2 separate regions of the Homo sapiens genome follow, and region 2 is linked to region 1. A link is a loop called in an ENCODE intact Hi-C map of the cell type or tissue named here. Cell type or tissue: gastrocnemius medialis. All regions are shown on one strand.

Region 1 (5,000 bases):
AGTTCGGTCCTGGGTTAGACTCGCACCCGGGATTTGTGCTTTCCTTTTGAGGATCGGACAGGGGCACCCAGCCGAAGGCACTTGGGACTCCCAGACGCAGGATGCCTCTGACCGCTGAGTAAATGACAAGGGAGGCGCGGCCGCGGTACCCGCTCACCTAGCGCAACCGCCTCGCGCGGGGAGACCTCGGCTGGGCCCTTAGGCTGGACTCCGGTAGCCGAACGCCCGCTACCCGGCCAGGAAGCCAGGGAGCGAGCGCCTGCGCGGCCGCATCCCCGACACGCACCAGCGGAGCCAAAGGGCGCGCGAGGCGATGGGGTTCGCGTGTCTGCGCGTTTGCAGAGCTGCCGGACGTCCCCCGCCCGAGGGTTGAAGACAGCAAAACCCCAGCTGTGGGGAGCCGGAGGTGCGGAGTTTCCAGGTTCTCTCTTGTCACATGTGAGCGTCTGTACCATCTCTGGCCCTTTCAAGTGTGTCCCCTGGGACACACACGTACAGAGAGTGGGGTCTCCCTAAAGATTCGCCTCCTCGCTGCCCTTAATGCTGTTATTTGGAGGGTTGGATTGTGATGGCTTCTTAAGACGGTGTCCTAGCTGGAATTAAGCGGACACCACCACGGCAGCCTCAACCTGGGTTGGTCTGTCTGAAAGGTAGAATCTTCCCAAGATGAAGGGACAGATGCGAAGGTGTCACCTCTCCTCGCTCCAGGGTAGCCTGGCGCCCTCGCTGCTCTAGTGTCTGTGTTCCCATGGGGAGTCCTTTCGCAGATCTCAGAGCAGGGGCGACCCTGGCTCTATGGTTGGGGGCGCTGGTGGAGAGAGGGAGGAGGAAACTTCTCCTGGAGCTCGCGAGGGGCAGGAAGCGATGCTGCTGCTCTGGGCTCTCGCACCTCCGCGGCGTGCAGCCCAGGCCCAGCGGCCCCACCTGGTTTCCCAAGGGGATCCCTCTCCCAGCGTCCCGCCCGGGAAGCCTTTCGGGGCAGACGTCGGGGCAGCGCGGAGGACACAACACCGGCTTGTGTGAGATGGAAATTTAGTAATCGCTTCTCGGCCGCTGTTTGTCCCTGCCCTGCCCCTGGGCATGAGGGTCCCCTGAAAGCTCCCTTTGTATTGCTGGCCTCGGCCAGACAAGGTTTGATTCACCTGAAAATTGCCTTTTAAAAAGGTGGCAGTGCCAGAGCGACAGGGGCCCTGGCCGGGCCTCACCGCCTTTAGGATCACCTAGCAGGGGGCAGGAGAGCCCAAACTAAATATGTCAGGGCATCCGATTTATTATTCTTGGCCTCCGAATGGTGTGTACTCTGGTAACTCCCCACCCACTCTTTCATTCCGGCCCGGACGCGGAAGGGGAGGCCTGGGGTTCAGCGGTGTCCACGCGCCTGGCGGTCCCCGCCTCCTCTCCTCCCAGGGTCTGGCCTGGGGAATTGAGTCTCAGGGTCAGTGGGCATAGGGAGCCCGGGCTGGAGCGCAACCCACTCTGCTTTCCATCCGCTCTTCCAGCCCGTGCCCATTGGGCGTCCCAGAGCACGCTCTCTCCTTTACCCCCACCGAGGACCCCCGGGCTGGGAGCCACACACTTGTCAAGGAGGGACAGGGTACTGAGTGTCAGAGGCGTCTCGCTTTGCAGTTTTGGGGCCCCTGATTCTGAAGGAAGACACAGGAAAGAAAGCTTGTAGTCCTTTTGTGCCCACCTCCCCCAGCGAGGACCACGGCGCAGGAAGCTTTCCCCGGGCGCTGCCTCAGGGAGCTGTGGGATGATGCACCTCTAGGTTGGGCCGAGAGGAGTCAAAAGGCAAACTGCTTTTCGACCTGCCTTAATCATCTCAAGGCCAAGTCAAAGGAGACCTCTGTTTGTGTTGAGGGGATGAAAGAAGGAATAGTGGAACTGGGTTGCAATTCCAATTTTTCTGTGGGAGTGGGACTGGGAGACAGCACCCACAGCGATGCTCTTGCTCCTTCGCACTTGAGTCTGCGTTTGCGGCTTGGTTTGCTGGTGCAATCCTGGTAGAGGGGCGACCCCTTGCGTCCTCGGAGGAGACAGACTAGACTCTTGGCAGGTGCAGTATGACTTAAGGAGGAAGGAGTGGAGGGTAGAGAGGTCCTCTTTAAATGCCCAGAAACTCAAGGTCAAACTGCATGTGCACAAACTCAGATATACCGTTTGTTTTGAAATCTCTGGGGGAAAAAAACGAACAAAAAGATTCAATTCACAGTTCCTGTTTCTCAAGTAAGGACTAGGAAAAGTTTTTAAAATGAAAACATGTGGTCAAACGTGTTTTCAAAAGAGGCTGGCTATCCTAATTGTTTCTTCAAGAGACAATTAAGTGAATATTTAAGGAGTCTTCTGGCCTGTAGTTATATAGTTTCAATTTCCTAAGCTTAAAATCATCAATAAAGATATGACAGGTAGAAAATTAGGTGTTAAAAACTTCTACAAAAAATTTAATGGTCTCTCTTGATTTAGTAGGAAACTTTTTTGTAAACAAGAACATTCATTTGAAGTGTTAAATATTGTCATGTCCAAAGAATCATGCATTATCCTCAGAAATAGCAAATAAAGCCATATCAGTATTCTCCTGTTTCCCTAAAACAACTGTAATTCCATTTGTCTCTACTTTGATATAAACTAGTGATCCTAGTTATTACAAACTAGTGTTTCTTCTCATAAAAGAAACAATGTTTTAAGACAAGACCCTTGTACTTTAAAATGTCTATTTAGTTATGGGTGAATAAATACACAATAAATTTTTATCTATTTGAATTGGTATACAGCTCTTAAAAATGACTCAACCTTTGAATTCCAGATTGTGTGCTAATAACATTAAGAAGCACTTTTTTTTTGCCATAATGATAGCCACAGAATCTTAGTGGGGCCTCACATTTTCACGTGGATTAGTTGCTTGGGCCCTGAAATAGCCACTGAAGTGAAGAAGCAGGTACTTATCTTCCCATCTTAGAAAGAAAAGGCCTGAGAACTAGAGGCTCAGTAACCTACATAATGCCATATATCTAGCAAGTGGAACTTGTCTCCTGCCATGAATCTCACAGTTATGTACACCTTTATTCTATATTCTGGTCATAGAGAAGATATCAGGTTTATTAAGTAATAAATTAGATGGTCTCAAGGCCATCATTTATTCAATAGGTTTAGAGAATAAACTGTTCTCCTTGACTGGAAATTTTTGAACTCATTATTTTATATAATGGTGATCAATGTCAAAGAATTAAATACCTAATAGTAAAGTTTTCTAAACGGAATATATCATTTGATTATCTAGGAGATACTATGGGATTATTCTGTGCCAGAAGGTTATTGTTAGAAACATCAGATGGCATTTAGCATCCTTTTTATTTGATGCCATCTAGTAGCTCGGTTTTAATTGTTCAGACTCTAGATAAATGCAAGTTTTGAAAAGCCATTATATGCATAATAATTTAAAAGCACTCATTGCACAATCTATAAAACTTCGCAAGTCTTTCATAAAGACGTCTGAAGAAAGAGAGAAAGAATAAAAAGGAAATAATTTTCATGGTAATAAAATAAAAACAGACTATTGGAATGTACTGGTCATTGCTCATGACATTGTTTCAGATGTTGAGCCAGTCTTTGAAATTATGACACACCCTTTGTGATTATGTTGTGAATCCTGGAAAATAACAAGTTAACTGATAAAATAGAAAAATCTTTAATTCTACTATACATTTTGTAATATTAATTTCAAATGAAAGTTTGGTTTGGATATTGACTACAATGTATTTTTCACACTTGTCTACGTTTCTCACCAGTCTGCCTTATTTTTGAGAGTAACAGTGTTTTAAAGATACAGACACGAATAGAATTTGCTGAAGAAAGTGTATTCTTTGATACGTCGTGTAACAGCTGTATAAATCAAGACAAATGCAAATTCATATGCGGTAGTGGCAACATCTAAATGCAAGGAAAAACATCTTTGTGAACTCAAATTTAATCATCATTACATTATCAGGGTTGTTTCTCAAAATATCCCATGGTGACACTATTTTAATTCCGTTTATTACTTTAATAGAAGGATTTTAACAAGAACGTTAGAAATGGTAATTTTAAAATACCTTCTTTTTAGCCCCAAGTTACTCAAGTAATGAGAATGTAAGAATGAGTATGAAACTGATTTAATGTTGTTATTTCAATATTCCTTTAAACATGAAATATGAAGAGTATTTGAACTTGCAAATAGATAAGCTTTACTAAGTCATTTCTCCATTAAATAATTCCCTGGCATTTAATATTGTACAAATTAGGTCCCCAGAAAGCAATGAATGGAAATTACAACGTGTAGTAAAATTTTATTTTCCAGTTATTATGGGGAAACCCTTGCTGCATTGCTCCAAAATGAATTTATTAGACATCTGATTATTTTAGATTATTTGAATCTGGACAGAGATCTCCAGATTGCTACTAAATGTCTAAAATATTTTCTAGTTCAATGGTTAATCTTTTTTTAGTTGTAATAATTCTTTTGAATCCTATGCAATGTTGGCAGAGTACTATGTAGAGTTTTCAGAGCCCTATGTAGAGTTAAGACCAAAATACACCTCTGCAATTATAAGAATGAGCTATGAAAAAATAAAACTATTCTAGATATACTGATTTGCCAAATTGTCTTTTCCCCTTTGTCTCCATCCCAATGTTTCATTTTGGACATATCTTGATCTCTCTCTTCCTACTTCTTCACTATTCACTCACATATCCCATCCCCACCCCAAAAAAATTATTTTCCAAGTAGTGAATTCTTGAAATGCCATCAGAGTGGATATTGTGTTTCATGAAATGTAAGAAAAAACTTTGGTTACCATTAGGAAAACATCATTCAGTTTTAAGAGCACAGTAAGGATCATGCAAGACAGTGTGTTGAAATTATGTTTGACTTGGTTAGGACTATTTCTTCTAACAGTGCATTATGTGCTGGCATTTTTTTTTTGAAAATAATAATTTGAAAAAATGTTGCATCATAAATTGCACAG
Region 2 (5,000 bases), 410 kb before region 1:
CAAAAGCTATTTCCTTTTTAACTTTGATCCACTATTCATAGTTCTATCCTCTGAAGTTACTTTTTCTTTCATGTAATACCTGTCAATTATTGAATGTAGTTATTATTTCGCTTATTCCCTAAATTCTTCCCATGTCAAGACTTCTAACCTCCTGCAACCATTTCTCTCCTTTAAATTAAATTCAGTCAAATTAACATTAATTGAATGTAACCATGGGCCACACTCTGTGGAAGAATCTCAGAATACAAAAATGATCTACAGTCTGTAGTCTTGAGAAGTCACAACTGGGACAGGGAGACTGAGAGACATACAATCTTATCACTGCAATACATTCTAACAAATGTGAAAAAGAGGCTTGCATAAGCTGGAGGTGGCCTGGAGTGATTAGATCTGCCGAGGGAAGCTGGGAAATCCATGTCTAAACAATAGCATTTTCTCACATGAAAAATTAAGGAAAGGCATTTCAGGTAAATCAAAGTATGTGTGTAAGACATTGCTGTGTGTAAAGCAAGTTGTGTTAGGAGAATGGGGCACACATACAGTATTTTAAAATTTTCAATATGAAGCTTCACTGGACCCAGACATTTTATTTACATAATCAACTAGGGGCTTTTTTCCCAATCTTCTAACCTGTCTTGAATTTCTATTTCCTTTTTAAAATGCTTATTTTTCCTTTTCTAGTGTAAGAATAACCTTATTTTACAGGGGAGAGAGAGTGACATAAAAATTAAGGATTTGGGTGATCTCACAATATTCTTGAACACCAGACCCTCCTATGCAAATCAACTGGTCTGTTTCTCTCTTGTCTTGATTCTTGCACCCCAAATAACTTTAAAGTACTTTCATTCTTCAGATTCTTAGCTCATCACAGGCTTTATCCTTACCAACACGATTCCAGTCCCACTCTTCCATTTGTCAGTGACCGTTTACCCTCCCTGTGTTTCTTATTTTTATTAATTTAAAATATTCCCTGAGAGAGTTATCAGTGCTTTTTAAGTGCATTACAATAGTTAATTATTTAACAATTATTAATCGTTGTTTCAAGAGCTTTAGATACATTATTTCGTTCAATCTTTACAATAGGCTTATAAAATGATTATTACTATTTTTCACAATTTACAGATGAAGAAATAAATTCTGAGAAGATACACAATTTAGCTACAAAACTTCATTTTAGTACTGGCTTTTTAAAATCTACATTGTACCTGCAAAACTGTGACTTTTAAATCCTTCCCATTTTTTACATCTTGGCCTTATTCATAATTGAAAGTGAGAAAATGTCATTTTTATTTCCTGCTAATGTTTTTTTCTATCCTAGAGTATATAACCATATGAGCAATCTTCTTTTTGAACATTTTGAAATCCCATTTTTGTTTTAGCCAAGCACTCATTGAACACCCCCAGAATGACCTCATGTGCAGATGCTCTACTGAGGTTCATAGCTGAGCCCAATAATTAAGAAATTAAACTGGGGCTCCTTTGGACGATTACTGCAATTCAAATGACTTATTTCTTGGAATTCATGGTTCTCATTTATACATAATTGCTTATTTTAAGTCATATGGCCAAATCAAGAATGATAGAGTAAGTACCAGAATTTAAACTTAAAATTACAAAATTAGAAAATTACAGGAATAAACATGAAGCACCTTCATTAATTCCTGAAATCTGGTATTTTTTGTACCTTTTGCTGATCTCCCAACTTTCCAGACTCCCAGGCCCTCATCCAACCCAGGGATGCCCATTGGGTAGCCACAGATATTACCATCTGTTAAGCTTTTAAATACCTCTGCCATTACTTTAGACCTAAAAATAACTCGGGCTTGGGATCATCGCAAACATTTGTTGGCAGATGCTAAAAATACAAATGGGAAATTCTGCTATATTAGCTTTTATAAGATGTAAAAAATGTGTTTTGTCAAACCAAAAGACATACTTAGGAGACTTGTGGGTAAGAAGGATGGCAACTTATTGGAAGACAACAAGGGGAAATTGAGCTGGAAGAGGAACAAACAGAAGTGAAGTTGGGGACTTTGTTAAAGGAAAGTACACTTGTTATTAGTCTGCACGATATAATTCTTTTTGAAGGAAAGTAAGCTTACAAAAGCAGGGCAGTGTCTGTCCTGCTTTTGTTCCTGAGAACATGAGAAAAAAAATGAGAACATACACATTCTATCAAATGATCAGTATATGAAGCAAATTATATCCTGTTAACAGGCAAAACTGGTACCATAGAGATGGTGATGGGTCTGAAAGAACACACAAGATGTATTAGAACAGATATGTACTTTTAAAATGATCTCCTATATAACTGATTTCCTTTTATAAAAGGAATCACTGAGAACTGTTTCTGATCTTGTTCCTAATTTTATTTCTTCTAATGTGAAAATGCCTATCAGGCATTTCTTATTGAAAACTAAAATAATGTCCTTGCCAATCCCAGAAGAGGAGAAAGGAATAACTCCTGGGGAGAAAGAAGGGGGAAGAAGAAGGTGTGAAGAGTGTTGAAGTAAAGGAATGCTGTTTTGGCATCTCATCCATGTCGGTGACAGCAGGTGCCACAGAGGAAAAGACAACCAAATAAAGGGCAAGGAAACCAGGAGAGCAGACACAAAGGGGGAAACAGATCCCTCTGCCCTGTGCCTCATTAATCTTGTCAAAAATACTTGCTGCTGAGAAATGCTAATCTTCTCACTCCCCAGAGTAGCCTCCCTCACAAGAATGTTTTAAAGGCCTGGTATATCTAATGACTGAGCCATTTAATAAATTACTTACTTACGTTACTATAAAAGCTAGTCCAGCAGCTGTAACCTACATGTAAAGCACTAAATCCTTTTACCTGATTTCTAAAGGTTTCTCTAAATCATATTTAGTGACAGGGTGAGGTACACAGGAATCAGGATTTAGTGGCAGGGCATACCTCATGCTGTTTCGAGTAGGTCAGGAGGTCTGACTTGGATTTCTTCCCAGTAACCTGATCTAGGTGAATCAGCAGGTTATAAATGAAAGTCAGTTTCTAAGATCTCCTGACTTTCTTCAACTATCAGGAACTTTATAGGAACCTGGTGAGAAACAGGAAAAGACCAAGAGATAATAAATAACATTGACCAATATTATGGTATTGCAATTTCTCTTTCCTAATACAATGTAAAATGTAGTGCCATTTTTGGACAAGCTAATTATTTGTATAGATTCCTGAGTTTGTTATTTTTGTTAGCCTGAATAAATATCTAAATGATTGGAAAATGTTTAAGAGCTGAAAGCCTTTTCTAGGTCACAAAGTATAACATTAGATAGTGGTTCTTCCAAGGGCAGGTTCTAATACTTTCATATGTTTCTATCACTCATTATATGAAAATTCCTCATTTTAAACCCTCACTTTAAATCACAGGAAGGAAGACAAGTTAGAAAAGGAGAACAAAGGAAACAAAATGTATTGGAAGACTTGTCACATTCAAAGTATTGACATTCATTGCCTAGCTTCATTCTCACGGCAACTTTTGGACGAATTAAACTTCTGCTCAAAGACAGTCACAATAGCTATAATAAAATTAGTGTTTGATTCTAGCTTTGTCTAATTGCAAAGCCTGAACTGGAGGTAAATGTCTGGTGTAAGCAAACTTCCACTGCCCCTTAAACCATACCTCACTGATAATTGTCTCTTGTCCTACCCATAGCCTGGTTCTGCACCACTTTCTGCACCAATTTATGTCGTATTTCTAAAGGTTATTTTTCCCTTCTTTATTACTATTTTCAGTTAAAAGATTTCTCAGTTAGCATGGCTTAGTAAATCAAGAACTTACATCTGTACAATCTCAGAGAAACCCAAGGGCATCACAAGCACCACTAGTGACATGTTTCCTTCATTGTAAATGGGCAATAGCACTTGCTGTTTTTGAATGCCATGAACACATTGGGAATATTCAGCTACTTTGTGGGTCAATATAGAAAAATTATATTAAATATGAAGAAACGGTCCCAATTTTCTCATCATATTGAAATGCCAATAATTATAATAGCTCACAGATATGTTATGAGGATTGACAAAGTACCACATGGAAAGCGCAAAAGGCAGCTCACAGCTTAGGAAAAGTGTTAAGTCAATACTAGCTTTTATTAATGATGTTTTTATACTTATGAGTAAGATTATTGGGTTCCTATTCTCTAAGAGTTCACTAGCTCCAGAACCACACAGTAAAATGCTTCCTCTCTTTATGTCCCTTCCAATGTCAATTTCACTGCTTCTGTTCTATATTCCAGAAGTGTGATTGGTGATTAATGAAGTAAATATAAGAATAAGCTCTAGATGATAAGAAACTGGTTATATTTGCAAATACAGCCCTCAGTAACCTGTATACTTATAAATAACCTGAGATTTCTGCCCCCATATGTACCAAAACAGTAACTGAAATATAGTTTCTACACACTCACCTCCCAACCCTTTCTTATCCTGTAAAATAACTAAACAGGAGACTGTATGATCATAGCTGAATAATAAGGCTCTGCCTGTATCGGTTACCTTTTTCTGAAGGTCCTAAGGTCCTAATGTGTTTCAGGAATGTCTACCTTTGACCTTGCTAGTCCATACTCTGAAACGTCTAATTTTATTTTTATGCTTTTTGTGTACTAGGGTGAGGGCAGGCAGGTAAAGGTTAGGTTGTGTGATATTCAGAGGCTGGAAACTGAAACCCCCTGTTTCTCACAGCACAGATGTGGTGCAGACAGCCCGGGCCTCTACATTTCCTCGCTGTGCCCTAAAAATGACCTTAACCCTGACATAGAAAGAGAAGCAACATCACTGTGAAAGGCTGTTGCTGGCTGGCTGTGTGAGAGGGAGCAGTTTTCTGAGTGTGGGGCTGTGTCCCATTGGCCTCTCCTGTGTCATAACACTTCCAGTCTCTCCAAGTTGACCTGGATCCTCTGAAGCCAAAGAAAGGTCAAAGTTAATTCTTTGTGCCCATCAAACTCATTTTATGAGTTGTTTTTTTCCATGAACCAGT

The links. Peaks named below come from ENCODE experiments on the same cell type or tissue, not always from the same donor. Only the 100,000 strongest peaks of a DNase experiment are listed, where the experiment ranks them.
Region 2: it touches region 1 in a loop (4-fold over the local background); 1 of 110 quality-filtered maps calls a loop at or near these places.

The regions. Positions count from the first base shown.
Region 1 is chr6:127,119,563-127,124,562 of GRCh38, forward strand. The region is part of intron 1 of RSPO3 (R-spondin 3); the gene reads left to right. LOC105377989 (a long non-coding RNA gene) reads right to left here. Exons shown (of 14, transcript XR_002956387.2): 4 at 1-2,174. Among named protein-coding and RNA genes, the nearest start is that of RSPO3, 3.4 kb to the left of the region's middle. In gastrocnemius medialis, a CTCF peak has its summit at 2,020 (motif pointing left); DNase peaks (open chromatin) are centred at 1,382, 1,679 and 1,999; H3K4me3 peaks cover 2,317 bases; H3K27ac peaks cover 4,090 bases; H3K27me3 peaks cover 859 bases.
Region 2 is chr6:126,714,413-126,719,412 of GRCh38, forward strand. All of the region lies in intron 3 of LOC105377992 (a long non-coding RNA gene), which reads left to right. LOC105377993 (a long non-coding RNA gene) reads right to left here and starts at 2,998. Exons shown (of 3, transcript XR_001743837.2): 1 at 2,921-2,998. RefSeq lists enhancers at 4,444-4,523, 4,534-4,673 and a silencer at 4,754-4,863. In gastrocnemius medialis, no CTCF peak of the experiment used is centred here; a DNase peak (open chromatin) is centred at 2,929; H3K27ac peaks cover 2,187 bases.